2 separate regions of the Mus musculus genome follow, and region 1 is linked to region 2. The links are chromatin loops, found by intact Hi-C in ENCODE. Cell type or tissue: heart. All regions are shown on one strand.

The links. Hi-C counts contacts between places; a loop is a spot of excess contacts. Peaks named below come from ENCODE experiments on the same cell type or tissue, not always from the same donor. Only the 100,000 strongest peaks of a DNase experiment are listed, where the experiment ranks them.
Region 1: it touches region 2 in a loop (2.4-fold over the local background); 5 of 42 quality-filtered maps call a loop at or near these places.

Annotation. Positions count from the first base shown.
Region 1 is chr11:119,904,844-119,912,843 of GRCm38, reverse strand. It overlaps Gm39485 (a long non-coding RNA gene), which reads left to right. Exons shown (of 3, transcript XR_003949830.1): 2 at 1,876-3,826; 3 at 4,302-6,148. Among named protein-coding and RNA genes, the nearest start is that of Chmp6, 5.0 kb to the left of the region's middle. In heart, CTCF peaks have their summits at 3,211 (motif pointing left) and 7,700; a DNase peak (open chromatin) is centred at 3,183; H3K4me3 peaks cover 560 bases; H3K27ac peaks cover 1,062 bases; H3K27me3 peaks cover 2,319 bases.
Region 2 is chr11:120,083,893-120,091,892 of GRCm38, reverse strand. It overlaps Cep131 (centrosomal protein 131), which reads left to right and starts at 5,066. Exons shown (of 26, transcript NM_009734.3): 1 at 5,066-5,241; 2 at 7,904-8,000. The coding sequence starts at 7,921. It overlaps Tepsin (TEPSIN, adaptor related protein complex 4 accessory protein), which reads left to right. Exons shown (of 13, transcript NM_183137.2): 13 at 1-1,371. The coding sequence ends at 372. In heart, no CTCF peak of the experiment used is centred here; DNase peaks (open chromatin) are centred at 4,962 and 5,412; H3K4me3 peaks cover 2,046 bases; H3K27ac peaks cover 1,765 bases.

The sequences.
Region 1 (8,000 bases), 180 kb after region 2:
TCTGTCACTTAGAAGCAGTTTCTAGAGGTTGGTTTTTTTGTTTTGATTTGATTCCAAGGGGCCTTCTAACTAGCCAGGAACCCTTTATCCCAGGGTTCTCTGTACAGTCAGCTGCCCTAATCGGGCTCAGCCACTGACTTTGATGGTTAGCTGTCATATCTTAGTCTCCAATGCTCTGTGGGCCAACTGGCCCCATAAAATCGCAGTAATGGTACCCTGTCCCTGTGGTCAACATGACTATAAAGGGCAGTACTGGGGCAGAACTTACTAGAAGGCTGGAGCTTCCGACCTGTGTGGTTCTCATGCCCTAACCAAGGGCATGTTCAGGGGTGTGGGACAGAGGTCTTGTGCAGGTCCAGGGTATCTCTGGCTGGTTTGGGACTTGCTATGCAGACCAAGATGGCCTTGAAATCACCCACTTTCTCTGTCCACTCTTGTCTACTCCGTGCTAGGATGCCCTGACATCCCAGAGTCACTAACTGAGGCCCAGTCTGTCAAGCAACAGCCCACAGTACCCAGTGCCTTGCTGGCTGCAACCATTTAGCTAGGAGTATTTATTGCCCAGGGAGGGTTCTGTTTCTACCATAACACTCTGGAAGCGCTTCCACACATTCTTCCTAGTTCTCTGCCAATACAGAGCTGGAAATGTCTGAATTCTTTCCGTCTGTAAGCCAGGATTTGGCAACTATGGCCCGTGAGTCAAACCGGTTTGATCTCCCCTCTCCTTTTTATACAGCCTACAAGCTAAGAATAAATATGGTTTTAAAATTTACTTACTTATTTTAAAGATATTTTCCTCTCTCTGTAGCCCTGGCTGTCCTAGAACTCACTCTGTAGACCAAGCTGGCCTTGAACTCCCAGAGATCTGCTTCCCTTTGCCTCCCTTTGCTGGGATTAAAGATGTGAGCCATCATGCCCAGTAAGTTTTCTGTATTTTAAAAGGATTCTCTCTCTTTCTCTCTCTCTCTGTCTGTCTCTGTGTCTCTTTCTCTGTCTCTCTGTCTCTCTCTCTCTGTGTGTGTGTGTGTGTGTGTGTGTGTGTGTGTGTGTGTGTGTGTGTGTGTGTCTGTTATGGCTTATTTATTTATTTATTTATTTTGGTTTTTTGAGGCAGGGTTTCTCTGTATAGCCCTGGCTGTCCTGGAACTCACTTTGTAGACCAGGCTGGCCTCGAACTCAGAAATCTGCCTGCCACCATGCTCGGCTGTTATGGCTAATTTTACGTCAACTTGATATAAGCCAGAGTCACCTGAAAGGAGGGAATCTCAGTTGAGAAAATGCTTCCATAAGATCCAGCTGTAGAGCCGGGCATGGTGGCTCACACCTTTAATCCCAGCACTTGGGAGGCAGAGGCAGGCAGATTTCTGAGTTTGAGGCCAGCCTGGTCTACAAAGTGAGTTCCAGGACAGCCAGGGCTATACAGAGAAACCCTGTCTTGAAAAAAACAAAAACAAACAAACAAAAAAGATCCAGCTGTAAGGTATTTTTCTTATTTAGTGACTGACTTGGGAGGGCCCAGCCCATTGTGGCTGGTGCCATCCCTGGGCTGGTGGTCCTGAGCTTTATAAGAGAGAAGGCTGAGCAAGCCATGAGGAGCAAGCTAGTAAGCAGCACCCCTCCATGGCCTCTGCATCAGCTCCTGCCTCCTGTCTAAGTCCCTGTCCTGATTTCCTTTGATGACAGACCATGTGGAAGTGTAAGCCAAATACAATAAACCCTTTCCTTCCCAGCTTGCTTTTGGTCATGGTGTTTCATCACAGCAATGGTGACCCAGCACACACTGGTAGAGGACTGGGACAGGAAAGGGGGAGAGGACAGAAACCTTGTGTGTTCTTAGAGCATGAAATCTTTTGTGTTTGTTCCTTTTTATTTCAGGCAGGCCTTAAACTCTCGACCCTCTACCTGCAGGCTTCTGATTGCTGAGATTCTGCGTGCCGGTGCCATGACAGCCATCTTGCTTTAGTCCTTTAGAGGAACTGTCCCAATACCCATTCCGAGCCATCTGCCATGTCACATGTGCCTGACCCCTAGGATTTAACTATAGGCCTCATGTCAACAAAAGGTGGCCATGGAGGTCCTCAAGGCGGACTCCTCTGAACCTGCCACATGCAGGGTCATAAAAAGATCCCTAACATGGGTCTCCAGCTCTCTTGGCCAAGCCCCTCTGGTTGGAGAGGGGTCATGTGATTTGGGAGGTCCAATGTCATAAGTCCAGTCCTCTCCAGAGTTCAGGGTTCCTGTCTTTCCATCAACGTCCTCCGGTGCTAGGGACAGGACCCAGGGTCTCTGTGTTAGGCAAGTGCTCTACCACTGTGTTACACCCCAAACCAGGATCCTAACCTATGGGAAGGAATTCTGTGGCCAGGTACAAGTTGAGTCATCAGTCACCTTGTATGCATCAGAGCAAAGGCTCTGACCGCTGTGGTGTTGGTCCTATAGCTGTGAGACAGGAGTGACCCCTCAGAGAGGTCAAGGAGTACTGTCCTTCTTACAGCTGAGGACCTGGTGACTGCTGTGAATGCCCCAGTGCAGTGATGGGTCCTCTGCTATGGTCACCCTGCTGCAGCTATTTGGACTCCATGTTAAGTGGCCCTTTATCATCACCAGCCAGTGGGAAGCAGCTTCCTTAGGCAACGCCCACATGTCATCAGCATCCCGCAGCAAGAAGCCCAGTAGCATAATCAAGCCCACCGCCAAGGTCGGACTGTACTGCAGTCTCGTAGAACTGCTTCTGTGCTGACACTCATGCACCGTCTCAGAAAGAGCCAGAAGCTGTACTGGTCACCTGTGCAGAAAACTGTGACACTAGGGCCAGAGACCTGCAACCACCAAAGCGTGTGCGTGCAGGAACTCAAGGAACACATAAGCAGCAAGTGCCAAGAAAGAGACCTTGGGAAGCTGCTGAGTGCCTGGGAGAACGCTGTGCCCCCACGGGGAGCCAAGCGTGTGGCTGAAGGATAGCTGCAGGACTACCCGGGGAGAGGTGCTGGCCGGACACAAGACTCAGAAACAACACTCTGCAAAAAAGGCTGAGGATCTGTAAAAAGAGTCCACTGGGAACTGCAGTGCTAGAGAAAAGAGGGTGCTGGGCCCCAAAAGGAGGTCTGGGGCTAGGGAGTGAAATTCTGACCCCCCTCCCTCAGGCGGAAAGAGACATAGAGGAAGCCCCCTTCTGCCTCCAGGGCTTCCTGCAGTTCCAGCGCCCTCTGCTGACGGAGCTCAACCTTGCACTCACCCGAAGTTTTTCCAGAGCCCAGCTATACAAAGCTGACTCAGGAGGGAGTAAGTGAATTATTAGGACCACCATGTGTCCAGGTTACAGACGCTGACAAGTTCCTTTCTGGGACCTCTGTATGCTTGTTCTTGAAACTCAGTCATCAGGCCAAAAGGGGCCACATAGCCTGGAAAAGAAGCCAGTCAGGACTAGTTATGGTTTGCATGTGAAGTGTCCCCCACAATACTCCCTAGCTGTGCAATTTGGGGAGGGTGTGGGAACTTTAGAAAGTGGAGCTAGGTTGGAGGAAGGGTGCTGGTGACTGCCTTTGAAGGTTACACCTGGTCTAGTCCTCCATCTTGGCTTACTATCCACTATTGTGTGAGCAGGCTCCCCTTCTTCAGCTCCTGCTGCCATGAGGCTGCTCTGCCTCACCACAGGAAATCCTTCTTTAGATTGCCTCTGACAGCCATTTTATCTCCGTCACAAGACAAGCAAGGAATCTGGAACTTATGGTGGTGTGTGCCAGCTCTGACCAGGTGTGCCACCACAGCTGAGGTCAGCAGGGCAGGAGTGAGCCTCCTGACAAGTACCACACAACCCAACTGTGAGGTGAGTGTGTGTGTGTGTTTTCATCAAGTGCCACTATGTACATGTAGAGGTCAGAGGACAACCTTGGGTCGTCTTTCCTTCACCTTGTTTGAGGCAGCATCTTCTGCTTGTTACGCCCACCAGGCTAGCTGCTCCTGGGCTTCTAGAAGTCTTCCTGTTGGTTCCGCCCATCTCTCTTTGGGGTGCTGGGATTAGCGATGCCTCCTGTGCTGGCTTTTACATGGGTTTAGGGGATCTGGATTCAGGTGGTCAGGCTTGCAGGACATGTGCTTCACCTCTGGGTCATCTCCCAAGCCTGCCCTTGAGATACTTTGTGTCTGGCCCGTTGGCCCCAGCTGGCTTTTAAAAAAAAAAAAAGATCACCCTCTGCACTTAATCATTCACAGTGAGCAGAGCCCGCCCAGTCCCGTTTGTCCTGCCTGCTGCTCAAAGCTTAACATCTTTCCTGCAACTGAACCCACCCTGCCTACCCCAGGTCCCTGAGGAATCAGGAACCCACTTGGATGACAACATCTCCCACCTTCGTCTCTGGTCTACAAGGTTCCTCACAGACAAGCTTCTGGCGTCCTTTGGGAAAGGTGAGCTGCCATGATGTCATACGCATGGCCCCAGGAGGCTCAACTGTTTGAACACGCATTCCCTTCTTGGTGGCAAAAAGTAGGTCACTAGTGACCGACCTTTGGGGGTTAATGGTTCTGATATCTCTATGGTCCATCCCTCTGCCTCCCACTCCTGCTGCTGTGGCCAGAGCCTCCCGAAACAGTTAGCCTACGCCAGCCTCTCCTGCTTTACGTTGGTCCTGATAGGTTTTGTTTTAAAGATGCAAAAGGCACAAATATAGTTGCTCCCTGGGGAGAGAAGCAAGGTACGGAGCGGCTTCCTCCTGGGGCTTGACTTTAGTGCACCTCTCTTCCAGAGAACTCCCCTTCCAACCTGTTTGTTTTTTCCTTTGTGTTATGCTAAGGAACTAACACATCTCAGTGGAAACACTGTAGCACAGACCTCGACAAGCAAACTGCCCGGACTTTTCACATATAGGCAAGCCAGTGCTGGAGCTCAGGGCTCGGGGTGTGTGCCAGCTGCACAAATGCAGAGAGCCAGGGCTATGCTTCTGTGGCCTGAGTCCATCTCCTTGATATCCAGCCAGAAAGCAAAACCTCGAGTGTGTGTCTGATGTTTGTGACAGGACTTAGCTGGTTCTCATTTCTGTCAGGTCTGAGGGTGATGCCGTCACAGGTATGGCCTGCAAGCACGGTGTCTGTGCCGAGGGGTTTGGGGGTTCAGGAGTGATGGGGCCAGGCTCAGCCCCTCAGTCTCTTTGCCCTGATGCTTTCCCGTTGGTTTTCTGCTCCAGCTCCTGCACAGATGACCTGCAGAGGCTGAGAATTCAGTTTGCCCTGTAATCCTGCACCCTGCAGGGTACAGCTTGCTTGTGATCTGCAGGCACAGCAGCCCGGCCACAGGAAACTTGGTTACCTCTTCTAGCAGCCCCATGTGTTTCCTGGTTTTCTCACTCTGCCTTGAACTGAGAATTTAAAATCCCTTGTATGCCATTCTAAAAATGCAATCTTCCTGGTGCTGGCAGACACCAGCATCCTACCCCACAGCCCCAAGCTCTCCCCTGGTGCAGCTCTGAGCCTGTTCCTTGGTTGCCTGACTCTGCTTTCCAGAAAGACTATTCCGGGCAGTGACCAGGGTTTAACCAGGCAGGGTTGGAAGCATCTGTCCTGTCACAGAGCCCTGGGGTCAGAAGCACCAAAATCGTTGAAAGAGTCAGAGGAATAAAGAGGGCAGATTTCTCTACAAGCTCTGTGGGAGGCCACACCAGGCTTTCCCTGGCTTCTGAAGGCGACATGTTGTGATCCTCCCTCGGCTGCTTGGCTGGCAGAACATCACCCGATCTCTGCTTCCACCTTCACACTGCATCTCCCACTGTCTGTGTCCAAATCCTCTTTATAAAGAATCATCACTTTGGATTAAGGCTTGCCTCAACCCAACTGTACCTACAACGGCCCTGTTCCAAAGAAGGACACATTCTGAGGCCAAAACAGCAACATGAGGCTTTTTGTTGGGGGTGACACACACACGTGCCTGGTGTCCACAAAACCAGGATAGGGTATTGGTTTCTGGAACTGGAGTTAAAGATGGTCATGAGCCACCACTGGGTACACCTCTCTCTGTTAGAGGAGCCAGGTGTAAACCACCTCTCCGGTCATCAGCGTGAGTTCTGGGGGAAACAACTCAATCCACACTGCACAGAGCCTTTGGTGCGTTGGGTAACCAGTGCTGGGTTCTGTGTGAGGCTGTTTCTGGAACTAGACTGAGCCAACCGAGGCATCCTTACTGGCTTGGATATTTCACCTAAAGGATATTTAGTGCTGAGAACCACATGTCTCAAAATCACCGAAGGGTTGGAGGAACGGAGGCTGGGGAGTCCCATCCCTGGGTCTCTGCACAGCATCTTCTGCAGCAGCCCTGAGAACACACAGAGGCCATAGATGCAGGCCTGCTGACCTAGTTATCAAGAAGGGGCACAGCTGTCAATCAATGTGCACTGAGGGGTGAGGTGCAAGCTGCCCACAAGGCAGGTTGCAGGTGGGTAATAGGTGGATGTGCAAAAGGATGAAGACTGCCTATGGGTCCGCAGGTGGGGTGTGAGAAGGCCTGTGCACTGTCTCCCCTTGAGCCAGCCTTCTACTGAGTGAAAGAAGGCCAGCCTAAAACAGTGACAAGAACTATTCCTTTCCCATTTCCAGAAAGTTTCTTATAGGGAATCTAACTTGGATCTCTTCCGTGGCTTTCAGCTTTGCAACACCAGGTAGCAGCGGGGCTGACACAGTGCCGAGCCACTCACAGGCAGTCTGCAGTGGGGGATACAAGAGAGTGAGTGATCGATCAGGGAGGTGGTGTTGGGATAGCTGGAGTGTAAGTGTGATCCCTGTGTGTTGCTGGCACTGAGATGTTCCCAACCTTTACCAGGGAGCAAGAACTGGCAGACACAGGAGTCACTTTCCTCCTTCATGTCACTCTTGTGACTGTGCCAGCTTCTCTGGGCCAGCTTCCATCTAGGGTTGGAAAGCAGGAAAGAGACGAAAGGCAGCTCACCTTTGCAGGCCTCGTTGGCACAACCAGAACAGGGCTCTGGATGGCCCAGCTGAGGCCAACAATCTACCCAAGTCAGGAATGACAGCCTTGTCATGGGAGGTCTACCCAAGCCAATTTCAGGGTCCAAAGGCCAGAAGCTTATGGCTACGCTGGTGAAGCTGGGAGAGATTGGGCTCTTGTCTTAAACAAGTATGTCATCTGGGTGTGTGACTCTCACATGTGTAAGCTGATGCCAGGGAGCATAAAGTGGGAGCCGCGGCTGTGCGTTACACACATACTATGTGGTGAGCTACTGGCAGAATGTAGGCAGGCTGTAGGTGAGTTATAGGGGGAGGTGCAGGAGGGCTGTGCAATGGATCCAGTGGTCCTGGGGCCCTCAGAGCTCAGACACAGGTAGCAGAAAATATGAGACAAGCCCAAGAAGGAATACTGTGGAGTCAGTAAGAAGACAGCAAATCCCAGAGATAGGGCCTGAGCTCAGGGGTTGGTGCTGACCAGTCAGGGCTGCAGACACCTGCTTGCTTTCAAGCAGGCCTGGATCGCCAGCAACGAGGGATACCTTGCACGTATGTTGCTAGACCTTCTAGAGGAAATTCTGAGGGGAGGAAGGCTGCTCTGAGGGAGCTCAGGGGTGGGGCGGGGCAGAAGAAAGTACTTGTCTCCCTCTCTCTCCCTCCCTCTCACATCTTTGAAGGATTGAGAACAGGAGCCCCTTTCTTCTGGGATGTTATGTTAATGTGGGTAGTGGCAATCCCTACTGCAACCACACAGTGGTGCTGTAGGACAGGCAGCTGATGAACTGCTGTGTAACCTCCATGCTGAGGCTCCTGTCACAGATGTGCCTAGATATGGGCAGTTTATTCATTCGCCCCTCACTCTTATGCTCAGCAGATGGCTGGCTTGTTTATTAGCTCATTCTCTCCCCACTCAGGCATTATCCACTGGTAGCTCACTCACTGGTTCATTTAGTACCTACCATCCATGGTCCTGCTCTGGCTTGTGGGGTGGTGATGGGGGGCACGGGCAAGGTGATGAGCAGTAAGGTAGGGGGATTCTGGGGATAGTTGTT
Region 2 (8,000 bases):
GCCCCTGGGAGCCAGGTCTTCCTCCAGCCTCTCAGCTCCGCCACAGTGGTACCCAGGAGTCCTGTGCTCTTTCCATCCCCCAATACCTTACCTCCGTCTGCTCTGGAGGAGCCCAGCGAGGTCCGAACCCAATTGGTGTGTTCTAGTGAACAGGGGACAGAATCTGAGCAGAGGCTGGAGAACACAGACACCCCAGAGGATAGCTCCAGTCCGCTCCCGTGGAGTCCCAACTCTTTGTTTGCTGGCATGGAGCTGGTGGCTTGCCCCCGCCTGCCTTGCCACAGCTCGCAGGACCTCCAGACAGATTTACAGAAGGTGACCACAGAAGCTCCGGTTTCAGAGCCATCAGCTTTTGCATTTTTAAACATGTGACTTTCTGGGCCCAGCTGTACAGCGTCCCCTCTGGTCCTCATATAAAAGGCCCCAGGACCTTATGGTCTCCTGTCCTCGTGTTCACCAAGGAGCCATCCTTTGGTGTCCTCTGGCTGTCCCTTCGCCCTCTGGCCCCTTCCTTTCAACTAGGAAACTGGTACAGCGGCCTTTGAGCCAGGTGAGCCCTGGATGGGCCTCCCAGTGCTCAGAACAGTCACTGAAGAAGGGATCTGGGCCCTTAGTGCTGACCAGCCAACATGGAGGTGTGGAAAATACAGTCAACTGGTGCCTCAGAAGATGTCCGCACACCCATTGCTTCTTGGGAATTGACTCTGAGACTGGCTTCTCTCTTCCTCCCAGCAAGACCCACACAGACCTTCTTAGCGGTCTGTCCATAGCTGGAGACCACCTTGTACATCTGCAGGGCAGGACGTCCCCAGGGCTGTCGACCACAGCCCCTCCGCCCCATGCTGCTCTGTCCCTAGGAGGCTGAACACTGACTACAACTCCCACCCCCAACTCCCAGGCTACCTCAGTCCCAGTTGGACCTGTCCCATTGCTAGGTGCTGGCAATGATTGTATGGACTTGAATTCCTATGGTGACAGCTGGCCAGTAGCAAGGCTGCCGGGCTGACCTTGGGTACCCTGGGCAAGCCCTGTGGGCCTGACCCTCAGAAATGAGCACTTGAGAGGGTTGGAAACACCAACTTGGCTCACAGTTAGGTTCTGATCTCTGGTCCTTCCTCTGGGAGGTCAAAGTAGCTGGGAGCCACAGCCTTGAGGATAGGGGGGCTGGGCGGGTACCTTTGGTTCTCAGAGTTTCCTCAGACAAGTGCCCTGTGGCCGTTTCCAGTGTCAGTCACTGTAGGGCCCAGCGCTGGATGCCAGCTTGCCACAGTTTTCTGTAGGACACGGGAGAGAGTCGTCCCATCTCAGAAGAACCTGTGGAGATGCAATGTGCACTTTCTCAATAAACACATGTTTACACTGCTTGTGCCACTTGGGCTGGTTGATTTTGTGCTAAGATTTTATTTATATGATACATTGTCTCCGTCTTCAGCCACACCAGAGGAGAGCATCAGATCCCATTACAGATGGTTGTGAGCCACCACGTGGTCGCTGGGACCTGAACTCAGGAGAGCAGTCAGTGCTCTTAACCATTTAGCCATCTCTCCAGCCCCTATTATTATTATTATTATTACTATTATTATCATCATCAATACCTTAAGGGCTTGTTTTCCCGAGTAGAGCAGGTGCTTCCCCTCGAGTGTTTGGTGGACCCTCTCAGCGGTGCTGCCTTGCCCTCCCCGTCAACGGGCCAGGAGGGCATTCTGAACAGAAATTGTGGCTACACTGCTCCAGGGTGAGCGGAGAACATGGCTAGAGAGGGGCTGTCCCAAACCCCACCAGAGTCTCCGCAGGTGTTCAGTTGTGTCAAACGTGGGGCCTTGTGTGTACTGGTAAGTGCGGGACCCCTGGGGCTGTACTCCCAGCTCAGTTTGTATACAGTGGTGAATTGACATTAAAGTTTACAGGAAAAAAAAAAAGAGATCAGAACAGTCAAGATGATCTTACAACTCCTATGGTGTGGCTTTTCAAACTGGGAATTGTTCTGTGGACCCCAGGGACAGAAACATTTTCACTGCTGAGTCAAGGGTTGGAGGAGCAGGGAAACGCTCATGGCGGGTGTACCACTGAAGAGTGGCCTTTTCCCTGGTAACTGTTGGTGATGTCTGGGGTGGGGGGTGGCACTTAGAACCCCTCCTCTCCTGCCATGCCCAGAGGTCAGGGTTCACCACAGCTGTGCTAGCCAAGGCTGGTATCGTCGGGGTCTACACAAGTGGTGGTCAGCGACAGCGTCCACATCTCGTAGGTAGAACCTCACAAGCCTAGGTTCCTGAGCCACGCCCTTGGTCGGGGGCGTTTTCTTTATCTGCAGTAGTTCAGTGAGGAGGTAGTAGCCGTCAATGGTGTTGGAGCTAGCAATGTGTAAAAAACTGAAAACATCTTGGCCCATACCTCACACTTCACACAAAAATTTAAAGTGAACCATAACCTAAGAATCAGAAACACCTGATGGTGGTATGCCCCTTTAATCCCAGCACTCAGGAGGCAGAGGTGGCTCGCCATGAAGCTGAAGCCAGCCTTGTCTACATAGGGAGCTCTAGGCCGTCCAGGTCTACATACTAAGACCCTGTGTTGGGGAAGAAACCTTATTAAAGGGAAAAGGCTTTAATGTCATAGTTAAGGGAATGGAAAGTCGAGCCAAACACTGAGAGACTTTTCAGGTGACGTCTCTCGCAGACTCACGTGAAAACCTCGCTGAGAACACAGGATCGATGGCATAGCTAGGCTGGTGAAGGCATTTTTACCACACAGTCTGACAACCAGAGTACAATCCCTGGGACCCACATGGTAGAAAAAGAAAACTGATTCATGAAGGTTATCCTTACCTCTACATGTTTGCTGTGGCGTGAGTGTACACACACACACACACACACGCACACACCCAAAGTTTAAAGCTCAAAACTAGAAAATCACCCAAATTACAGAGTGGGTAAATGATCTGACAGACATGAAGGGAGACGAATGCAGGGATGGCAGATGAGCCGTGTGATGTGCAAACCACTCACCTGGCCAGGAGAACAGCTAGCGAAGGGGCAGCTTTGGGTTACAAGAGTCCAGCTTGGGTGCTGGGGAGATGGCTCAGCTGTTAAGAACACTGGCTGTTCTCCCAGAGGTCCTGAGTTCAATTCCCAGCAACTACATGGTAGCTCATCTGTAATGGGATTGATGCCCTCTTTTGGTGTGTCTGAAGACAGCTACAGTGTATTCACACACACACCCCAACCATTCACCTATTAACGTCACTGAGAGAACAGGACCCAAACACTCCAAGAGCGGAAGGAACAGACACCAACTGGGACATTGTCTGGACAGTAACTAGAAAACATTCTGGCAGTTTCTTAAATAGCACTGATTTCTGCCCTAAGAATTTGCAGAAGATGGGAAAACCTGGGCTTACACAAAAGCCAGCAAGTGAGTGTCTACAGCTGCTTCCATCGTGTGAACTCTCGCTTGGAATAGTTGCTTCCTGGGGCATTCTAAGAGTCAGGTGACATGTTGGCTAGGACAGCAGAATGAATCCTCCAGCTTTGGGGTGGTTGGGGTGGGGATTTAGGAAGACACTCTGTGCCATCTTGTCTCTGACTTTCCTCAAGAGACAAAACAAAGGGTCCCAGCCAGCTGGTGCCTGAAGCAGCTGGGATTAAACAAGGAATGGCTCTGTAGGGTGTGGCGGAAGGGTGACTAAGTCTGAATGGGTGTTTACCCGACACCAAAGGATGTGAATTTTGATATGTATAAACCAAATCTTTCTCTTAATTTTAAAAAAGAAGCCACCGTGAGCGCATGCCTTTAATCCCAGCACTTGGGAGGCAGAGGCAGGTGGATCTCTTGAGTTCAAGGCCAGCCTGGTATACAGAGTGAGTTCCAGGACAGCCAAAGCTGCACAGAGAAACCCTGTCTCGAAAAAACAAAACAAAACAAAACACAAAACAAACAAACAAAAAAGGAAGCCACCATCAGTGTTTAAAAGCACCTACTATGCTGAGTGGTGGTGGTACACACCTTTAATCCCAGCACTTGGGAGGCAGAGGCAGGTGGATCTGTGAGTTCAAGACCAACCTGGTCTACAGAGGGAGTTCCAGGACAACCAAGGCTACATAGAAAACCCTGTCTCAAAAAAAAAAAAAAAACCAAAAAAACAAACAAACAAAAAAAAGCACTTGTATAGGACCGGGTTTTAGTTCCCAGCACCCACATGGCATCCTACAACCATCCATAACTCCAGTTTCAGGAGATCCAGCACCCTCAACATGATGCAGAAACTTACACATAATAAATCTTAGAAAGAAAAGATGAAAGCCAGGTGTGGCGGCACTTTGCCCGTAATTCCAGATTTAGGAGGGGAAAAAAGCAAAGGATCAGGAATTCCACGTCATTCTCAGCTATATAGTGTGTTCGAGGACAGCCTGGGCTACGTGGTATATGAGATGCTTTCTTAGTGCAAAAGTGGCTGAGGTTCAATGGCAGAGTCCTTATTTAGCACATGCAAGGCCCTGGACCACCATCCTAACTTACCACACACACACACACACACACACACACACACACACACACACACACGCACGCACGCACACACGCACTCACACGCACGCACACGCGCTTGTTCATAAGATTAATATGCGGATAATTTTTAAAGCATTTGAGTTTATAACATTGTTATTTAATGTAACTTCTGTTGGAGAGGCCATCTGAGCTTGTGGGTCCCGAGCCCTTTGGCAGACAGGAAAGACCACATCTATACACTTGGAGACTCCGACAGTGTCTTTGAAAGCAGTTAGGAAAGATTGGGGATAGGAGGCATCATTGCGCGGTCCTGCCAAGGCACCGGAGAGGCCCAGGGCTGCGCGGGGGCCTCAGAGGGTGCCGGGACCCGCAGGCTCCGCCTCCTTAAAGCCCCGCCCCTCTGCCTGCCCCACTCCACTTTGGCTTTCGGCAGCTCCTCCCACTCCGGGACTTACAGGACAGCCTAACGGCCCAATGAACTACCCGAAGATCAGGGCGGGCGTCCGGAGAGCCAATCCCTGAGCGGCGCGCGCTGCAAAGGCGGGCCGGCGTGACGGACAGCGGAGGAGGCACCAGGCTGGTTGCTAGCCGCCGCCGCCGCCGCTCGCCCCTGCGGACAGCGTTTTATTGTCACCCACGGCGGAGGCCGCGCCAGCCCCGTGGGGCCCCGGGTGGCTCTGCAGCCGCGCCCGCCAGGCCGAGCCCACGGGCCCTGCGCCCCAGGCTAGGTCCGCGCAGGTGAGGGGCGTCTCGCGGTGAAGGGTCGGGCCCTGCAGCGAGGTCGGCCTGTGCCCAGTACCCCCAGCCCCGGAAGGTCGCCGTGGGCTCCATTCGGGCGGCCCGGAACCCCTGCCTTAAACCTCAAGAGACCTAGGGGATGCGGGTCGCCCGCGGAGGAGCACAGCAGTGCGCTGCTCAAGGGCTCTGCCTCTGCGAGTCAGCTGGCCCCCGAGGGAGCAGGCTCCTGCCCCTCCGGCTCCTGCGGGAGGCGCGGTTTTGTCCAGGGTGAGGCTGGCCTCCCCAGCCTCCGGCCATCTGGCTTATAGATTTCCATGGAGAGGCTATGTTTACCGCCCAGAACCTCACTGGCTGCACGTGGTGCTGGGAAAGCTATGTCCACCAGACTTAGGAGCTTAGGATCCACCAAGGTGTAGCCAGTGCCAAGAAGGGCAAGGTATTAGGTTTCACCTACACAACCAGAAATGTGTAACGGGGACACTGGCCGGACTGATGGCAAAGCAGCCTCAGAGTAGGGACACTGCCCCCTACTACACACATCTGGATGTCAGTACCAAGGCAGCTTGACTTTGGACCATGGTGAGTGTATGCTCCTGGCTCCCTGACTCTGAAAGGGGATTGTAATCACTTAGCAGTTGTCCCATGTCCCATCTCCCAGGTCTCAGGACCTCAGTGCCCTCCACACATCAGGACCTAAGACTGTGTGGTCCCTGTCCTCTCAAGGGAGTCCTAGAGAAAGCAAAACAGTTGGTAGAAGAAAAGCTGATGGTGCTGTGGAGGCAGGGGGATTGCAGATGCAGTGGTGTGCTAGGATGCACTGCCAAGATTTGAGGAACAGCAGGGAGGGAGGCAGGCTTAGTTAATGCACAATGAAGTGCTTATAGAAAACAGGGTCAGAGCTGGACTTCTCAGGTACTCAGATTTACTCTGCCATCCTGAGAAGCCATTTCCCCTGTGGGTATAACCTGAGCTGAGAGCAGTGTGGAAGTATTGGGTGATGTGAGCACGGGCCCTGGCCGGATAGCCTGCTGTACTTGTGCAAAGCTCAGGGATGGAGAGGGTGTATAAAGGAGAGAGTCTGGGGCAGAGTTCAGGGCGTCTTGGGCTTTCAGGGATGAGAAGAGCCAGTGGGAGACTGCAAGAGAGAGCACCCTGCAAGGGAGGTATCAGGGTGCCTCTGAAACAAGAGAACAGCTGCCAGGTCCCCGGAGTTCATGGATGCTCTGTGGTGACGCAGGGACTTGGGAGTCCACATCCTACTAGGGTAGCTTGAAGCTGTTGCAGGATCTCCAGGATCCAACCTCAAAGCCACATGTACCTCAGGATAGCCCAGGAAGATGCACTTTTTTTTTAATGTAGAGAATGTCCTAGGGCTGGGGTGAATGGCAGAGCCAGGCTCACAGCCACCACTGCCTGCTGCTAGCACCCTCTGGGATCGCTGACCCCCAGCTACTCACAGCTCACCATTTAGAGCCCAGCGTAGGGTTTAGAACAATCTTGTCTTCTCGTGCTCCTGGCAGAGCTCCTCCATCCCCAGTGGTGGCTTCTGAGAGTTTTGGTGGCAGGTAGACCCACACGTCCAGAGTGAGTGGAGATTGTGAGTGCAAGGGGTGAGATTCCTCCATGGTATCTTGTCTCCCCCACCTCGTTCTCCCACTTCCCTTCCTCTACCAACTCCTCTTCCTTTTTTTTTTTTTTTTTTTGGTTTTTTTCTTGAGACAGGGTTTCTCTGTATGGCCCTGGCTGTCCTGGAACTCACTTGGTAGACCAGGCTGGCCTTGAACTCAGAAATCTGCCTGCCTCTGCCTCCCAAGTGCTGGGATTAAAGGCGTGCGCCACCACCGCCCGGCTCTTTGTTTCTTGAGACAGGGTTTCTCTATGTAGCCCTGGCTGTCCTAGAACTCCCTCTGTAGACCAGGATGGCCTCAGAACTCAAGAGATCTGCCTGCCTCTGCCTCCCAAGTGCTGGGATTAAAAGTGAGCCAGTACTGCCCATGAGAAGGGCCGGGGGGGAGGGGTGGCTGCCCACAGCCCAGGGCCTGTCCCTCTGTCGCTATTGAATACTTGGATACAGTTCAAGAAGAGTAAAAGGCACAAATAAGCCAGGTGTTTTTGCACATCTTTAATGCCAGCACTCCGGAGACAGAGAGGTAGGTAGATCTCTGTGAGTTTTGAGCCAGCCTGGTCTATAGAGTGAGTTCCAGACAGGATAGCCAGGTCTGTACAATGAAACCCTAAAACCCTGTCTTGAAAAAAAAAATATATATATATATATATATATTTAAATCTATGTGTGTATATGTCTGTATACCAACAGAGGCCAAAAGAGAGTGTCAGATCCCCTGGAGCTGGAGTTACAGGCAGTTGTGGGCCACTGCTATGGGTACTAGGAACCAAGTCCTGTCCCTCTAGAAGAGCAGCAAACACCCTTAACTACTTGGTTATCTCTCTAAGCTTCATTCCCATCTCATGTAGCCCAGGATGGCCTTGAATGCACTATCTATCTGAGAACGGTCTTGAGTCTGGTCCTTCTGCCTCCACCTTCTGAGTTCCAGGATTGCACACATACACTGCCACACCTAGTTTATACCATGCTGAAGACTGGACGGAGCTGTATCCTCAGCCCTGCGGTGTCTTATTGCGTCTCTCATTTCCTTTTCAGGGTTAGCCTGGTCCACCATGAAAGGTTCACGGACCATCACTGCCACTCCTGAAGGCAGTCCAGAAGCTGTGGACTTGAGTCTGATTGGCCTCCCTCC